2 separate regions of the Homo sapiens genome follow, and region 1 is linked to region 2. Evidence: chromatin loops called from intact Hi-C (ENCODE). Cell type or tissue: Caco-2. All regions are shown on one strand. Links, peaks and the distances in the headings refer to the core of each region. The heading gives the core; the rest is flanking DNA. Region 1 has its middle 60 kb from the start of PTENP1-AS. Region 2 has its middle 45 kb from the start of PTENP1-AS.

What was found. A loop is a pair of places that touch in the nucleus more often than their neighbours do. Peaks named below come from ENCODE experiments on the same cell type or tissue, not always from the same donor. Only the 100,000 strongest peaks of a DNase experiment are listed, where the experiment ranks them.
Region 1: it touches region 2 in a loop (9-fold over the local background); 103 of 110 quality-filtered maps call a loop at or near these places.

The regions. Positions count from the first base shown.
Region 1 is chr9:33,616,101-33,619,017 of GRCh38, reverse strand. It overlaps the pseudogene TRBV20OR9-2. Among named protein-coding and RNA genes, the nearest start is that of PTENP1-AS, 60 kb to the left of the region's middle. In Caco-2, for the core only: a CTCF peak has its summit at 1,265 (motif pointing left); a DNase peak (open chromatin) is centred at 1,267.
Region 2 is chr9:33,720,867-33,723,783 of GRCh38, reverse strand. No RefSeq gene overlaps it. Among named protein-coding and RNA genes, the nearest start is that of PTENP1-AS, 45 kb to the right of the region's middle. RefSeq lists enhancers at 1,274-1,773, 1,774-2,275. In Caco-2, for the core only: a CTCF peak has its summit at 1,487 (motif pointing right); a DNase peak (open chromatin) is centred at 1,553.

The DNA.
Region 1 (2,917 bases), core at 102-2,601, 100 kb after region 2:
ATGCATAACTCTCTACTTGGCTGCCTCTTGGTTATCTTTGTCTTGAGAGCCCAGCATGATGACAAGAAAGAGAGCCAATTGCTGAAGTTTATTATAGGAAGTACACAGTGGTTATACAACTGTCTTCATATGTACCTCTAGGATTATATGTAGATCTATTCAAGAACACATGACTAATGTGGCAGAGTCAGGGCAAAATTCTAGGTTTTATAATTTTCAGGGAACTTTCCATGTTCACTTACCTCTTTAGGCCCAACTCTATTGCCATTTCGTGGGTCTCAAACACTACACCTCCTCCATACTCCACACTCACAGTGCTTCTTTTCTTTTTCTCCCCCTACCCATCCCCTGCCCCACCCCCTGCACACACACTCCCAGATGTCTCAGTCAGGAAAGCTGTGGTTTTCCATTCTCCACGCCTCCCTTCTCAGCACTCAGTGGGCCTGCTGGGGTGGAGGAGCAGCTGCAGGGGTTCTTGCCGCGGTCTCTGATCCCCTCCTGGCGCTGTGTCTCTAGCACTGCAGATGTAGAAGCTGCTGTCTTCAGGATGGGCACTGGTCACTGTCAGAGCGGAGAAGGTCAGGTTTGGATGGTTGATGGGAAACTTGTCCTTCTTGACGCCTTGCTCGTATGTGACCTCGGAGCCCTCATTGGAAGTTGCCATCAGCATGAGGCTCTGTTTCCGGAGCTGACGATACCAAAACATAGTTGTGGCCTGAAAGTCCAGGGAACGGCACTCGATGTTCACAGAGGTTCCACTCTTACAGATAACCCTGCTCGGATGTTGAGAGACGACAGCACTAAGCCCGGAGCCTGCTGAAACAGAAGCCAGAGAGAGGAGAGCCCAGTGGGAGCCGAGTCAGACAGGATGCCAGGCCGAGCTCAGCCTCCCTCCCTCCCCGTGCTCCCAGCTCCTGGAGAATCCTGTTTGTTTTGTGCAATCTTCCTGTCATCTCCCTAGGGCTATAATCCCCTATCTCCTCTGACTGGCGGCTCTCACCTTACCCTTTACACCTCTAGAGAGCAGGGCCGCTCCCTCTCCCTTCGATGAGCATAAACAATCCACATTGCCTGGCCACCGCTTGACCATGGCAACACACGCACATGCCCACCCAAGCTCCCAGGTAGAAGGAGGCTCATACCTGGCCCCAGAAGCAGCAGAAGCAGCAGCATCTTCCGTGATGGCCCCACACCACCTTCTCTGGGGAGAGTTGTGACCACTGTCTCCATTCACCAGCGAGGAGGGATGACTGATCACAGAATCCCAAGGATGCTCTAGTCTGCCCCCTGGTGGTAATCTTTGCTCATGACCCGTGTTACATCCATCTCTCTGCCTGTCAAAGAACCATACAGGTCGGCGAGGTGGCTCACGCCTGTAATTCCAGCACTTTGGGAGGCCGAGGCGGGTAGATCACAAGGTTAGGAATTCAAGACCAACCTGGCCAACATGGTGAAACCCCGTCTCTACTAAAAACACAAAAATTAGCCAGGCGTGGTGGCGGGCGCCTATAATCCCGGCTCCTCGGGAGGCTGAGGCAGAGAATTGCTTGAACCCGGGAGGCAGAGGTTGCAGTGAGCTGAGATCGTGCCACTGCACTCCAGCCTGGGCGACAGAATGAGACTCCGTCTCAAAAGAAAACAAAAAACCCATACAGTGTCTAAAGTGGCCTAAAGATTTCCCAATTCAACTTCCAAATTTATTAAAGATACACTGAGACGTAGAGCATTGCAATGACTTAAGCGAGTTTCTTGTAAGGAAAGGAGTGTATGTTTGGGTAATGAATGGCATTGGAGTCTGCTGCTTCTGTTTCATATCCTCAAAGTAATTACACCAAGACAACTCATGGTTGTTAATCACTAGACCTACAGGTTGGCACTACCATAAATATTGATAATGCCCAGGCCAGTGCCTCGGCTGGAAGTCCAATGTTTCTTCATAATCATGTTGAAGCCACTTCGTCATTTTCTAAATGAGATAGTTACCTCGTGAGTATCTCATGACAATTTCCCTCACATATAGATGGACTTAATTCTAAACATTCTAATAACATTTCTCGATTTAGCTTGTATGTTTCTGTGTTAATCACTGTTGAGGTTGTGAGAATAATTAGTTACATTTATTCTCTTGTAATGGAGGTCATACTAAGTACTGGACAGTGAAACTAGTTTCTAGGAGGCATAAGAAATTCTTTGATTTGAACATGCTGGGATACTTGTTTTAATGGATTGACGTTGAAAATGTGTAGCAATTACAAGGAGCTGGAAAGTTGTTTTGAAAGCCCTATGTTTTCATTTTTATAACAGCCTCCCAATTGTGCTTTCATTTAATATTTAGTTCTACTTCTCTGGCATAGGTAGCTAGAAAAGATAAGATTAAGACTTCGCCCATCATATTATGTTTGTGCAATAGTGAAATCATTTTATAACAAATATAGCTATTGCATTATGTTAATATTGACATATCTATTGAAGGGCATCTGTATGCTCCTGTGGCTGCATTTTTATTTCTTGGGTATGTTGGGCCTCATTAAAATGAGGCCACTTCATACTGTAACTGTACTTTTTCTGCAAAGAGTAAGTAAGGACAGCTTGCTATGGGTGACCTCTGGCCCAATATTATGATATGTCTGGGAGGGAGTGGCTGGAAGACCTTCAGATCGGAAGAAAATCTTCCTATTTATTTTGAGAAACACTAATTGTCAGGTACAGATGGTCTCATGATGGTTCAATGACTTTTCAGCTTTACAATGGTGCAAAAGCAATATGCATTTCAGTGTGCTCCTTGACTTATGATGGGGTTATGTACAGATAAGCTGGATATTGTAAGTTGAATTATGATGTTTTCAATCTATGCTGGATTTATCAGGATATTACCCCACTGCAAGTCAAGGAGCATCTGGATATTCCTGTGGTGTTT
Region 2 (2,917 bases), core at 196-2,695:
AATATAATTTCCATACAATATAATGCATAGATCTGAAATATATAATTCAATGAGCTTTGGCAAATGTATACAGTGGTGTGTTCATACATGTTTTACAACTGGCTCTCTGGTGGGATAAAAAAGCCCTGCTTTGTAGTGTTTGCCAATTTCTGGAGTATAAATATTTCCACCGTGGTGGATTCCAAGCTATCAATGTGATGTTGACTGGCTTGCAGACATCCTGAAAAATTAACAGTCCACTCTCTTGATGGTGCCAGCGGGCTTCAGCACACCACTGCCTGTACATAACTGTGCAATCAGCACCCAGATCAACATTCAGGACATGTCCATCACCCCACAAGTTCCCTAGTGCCCCTCTGCAGTCAATCCCCACGCCTATCCTGTGCGGACAACGATTCTGATTTCTACCACCATCAATTAGATTTTCATATTCTAGAACTTCATGCAAATACAGTATATTTTTTGGCCTGACTATTTTTGCCTCAGATTTGAGAGTCCCTCCTATGATGTTTATCTGGTTGTTTGTCTTTTTCATTGCCCAGTAATATTTCATTGTATGGATGTAGTATCGTTGATTCTCCTGTTAATTGGCATTTGGGTTGTTCAAAGTTTTGGGCTTTTCTGAATAATCTTGAAAGTACTTGAGAGGCTGTAAAAAAGAGGTTCTGATATTCCTGGCAAAACTTTCTGCTGGGAAGAGGAATAGATCCTGAAGCTTCAGATTTTACTGGCGATAATGAAAGAGCATCTTTGAAAGTGTGTAGCATGCGGCAGACATTCAATAAATGTTAGTGGAGTCTCACTTTGGCAGAATTCTGTTTCTAGGATCTGTGCCCAGAAATAGATCGTCTTTTACAGAAAGGTCAGAATCAACCATTCTAGAGAAAATTTAAAAATACCTCAGAGAGATTCTGTCTTCTCATTTGATAAATCCATTTCAGGAATATTTCACAATTCTAACAATTAGAAAAAAATGGCTATGTGATATTTTTATGTTATACTTTAAAGTCTACCTATTATATATATTATCTTACTTCATACACATTTAATTTTCATTTTATGCACATTGTTTTATTTAACTTTTGCTACAATGCTGCAAGGTAAATGTACTTCTACTTTACAGATAAGGACAAATGAGGCTTGGAAATGCTAAGTAACTTTCCTAGCTCACAAAGCTAGTAAGAATTTGATCGCAGTTGCCTGACTCCAAAATGCATGCGTTTTCCTCTGCAATGTGCGGCCCCACCATGTTCACACCTCACTACAGACAGGAAGCACATATTATTCAGATAATCGCTACCCATTTTCCATTCATCCTCGTTTTTCCAGTGAGCAAAACATCTTGTACAGTCACTTTCTTTTTTCATTTCAGAAGTACACTTTGAATAGGCTCAATATGGCCTGATTTAAGCAAGCAGAAGGAAAAATCCTTACAAAGTCTGTGTGGGCCAATCAGCAATGAGATGGAGCATTCGGCAGATGGCGCTGTTTCCACACGAGTGTAACGGCGGCCACAAGCGTTCTGCCGCCAGGGGGCGCCGCGTTCCGCCGGAGAAGCGTGGCTACCAGATTCGCGGCCCAGCACGGGCTGCAGGGCCCACGCCTCCTTGGCGGTGCGTTCTTTCCCTCCAGGTGGGACGCTGCAGGCCCAGCAGCTCCCTGTGCCTCCAGATAGCCAGGGCTCTCACGTGGATAGGCTGCTGGACCAAGCTCAGTCCAGCAGGCCGGCTTCAACAGCTTCTGCTCAGCTATCCCGGACAGCACAGGACTGTGCAGAGCCTCCCCTAAACCTCATTCTTTTCAAGGGCAAAGGGAAGCACAGCAGCGTTTGCCTTTTCTTGCCAAGTTAGCACGGAGGAAGTTTCATCAGGGAGAGGCAGGGGCCTCAGAACAGGGAGGCCGCAGGGCGGCCTCGGCAGGTGAGTGCTGGCAGCCCGTGGCCTGAGACGTTAAGCACTGTGGGGAGAAATGGAGAAAGAAGCTCCTTGAACATTAGGCCCACTCCGGTGTGTGAAGCAACTGGCCCTTGAGATGAGAGCAGCCTGGTCTTCCCTTCTTGGTGAGGCTTGGGCCTTTTACATATTCCCACACAATGGAAATACGCAACCACTTCCAACTGGGTCCCAAATTCTCAAATGTCTCGACTACAGGACTCTAGGGACACAGCCTCCTCCTTAAGGATTTGTGAGATGTCTGTAAAGAAAAGGAAAATTTGTGAACCTTCTCAGAAGAAGCCACAAAAGAATACTTAGAGGCAAAAAATTACTCAGGCTGACATTTGAGAGGCTCTGGTTCACTGGTTCAGGCCCCCTTCCCAGGCTGACAAGGGTTGAGAGGCTCTGGAAGGACAGAGTCCACGGGAGCTGTGCTCTTCTGCGAATTCCGTCCAGCCATATTCCTCCACACCTGCAAAGTGGTGGAGAATGTTCTCTGCTTCACTCCACCCCAACTTGGGCATTGGAACAATGACTTCCTCATTGGGTTTTGGTAGTTTTTCCATTATGTTTTAATTTTGCCCTTTATATGAAGTGCTATATTTTGTTTTAGAATAGGCATTACATTGGCTCAAAAATCAATTCACACAGAAAGGTATACAGTGAAGTCTTACTTCCACCCCAGTTACAATCTCCTCCACATATGTGCACAGCTAATTCATTTTACTAGTATCTAGGGTACCCTTTACCAGAGTTTCTTTAAGATACTGCAAGATAGCTTAATCGCATTGCAATCTTGCATACCAAATTATATGCAAATTATGCATATAATTATGCAGACCAAAGTCTGACAGGTGCAGACCCTTGCGTATTCTCACTGAGTGTCTCCTGGGCTGCTCCTGCTGACAACCCCCTCTCCTCTCTCTATGTGATCTAGATCCATTTGAGAATCCTATGAAAGCTTTGGACCTTTCCTGAGGAAA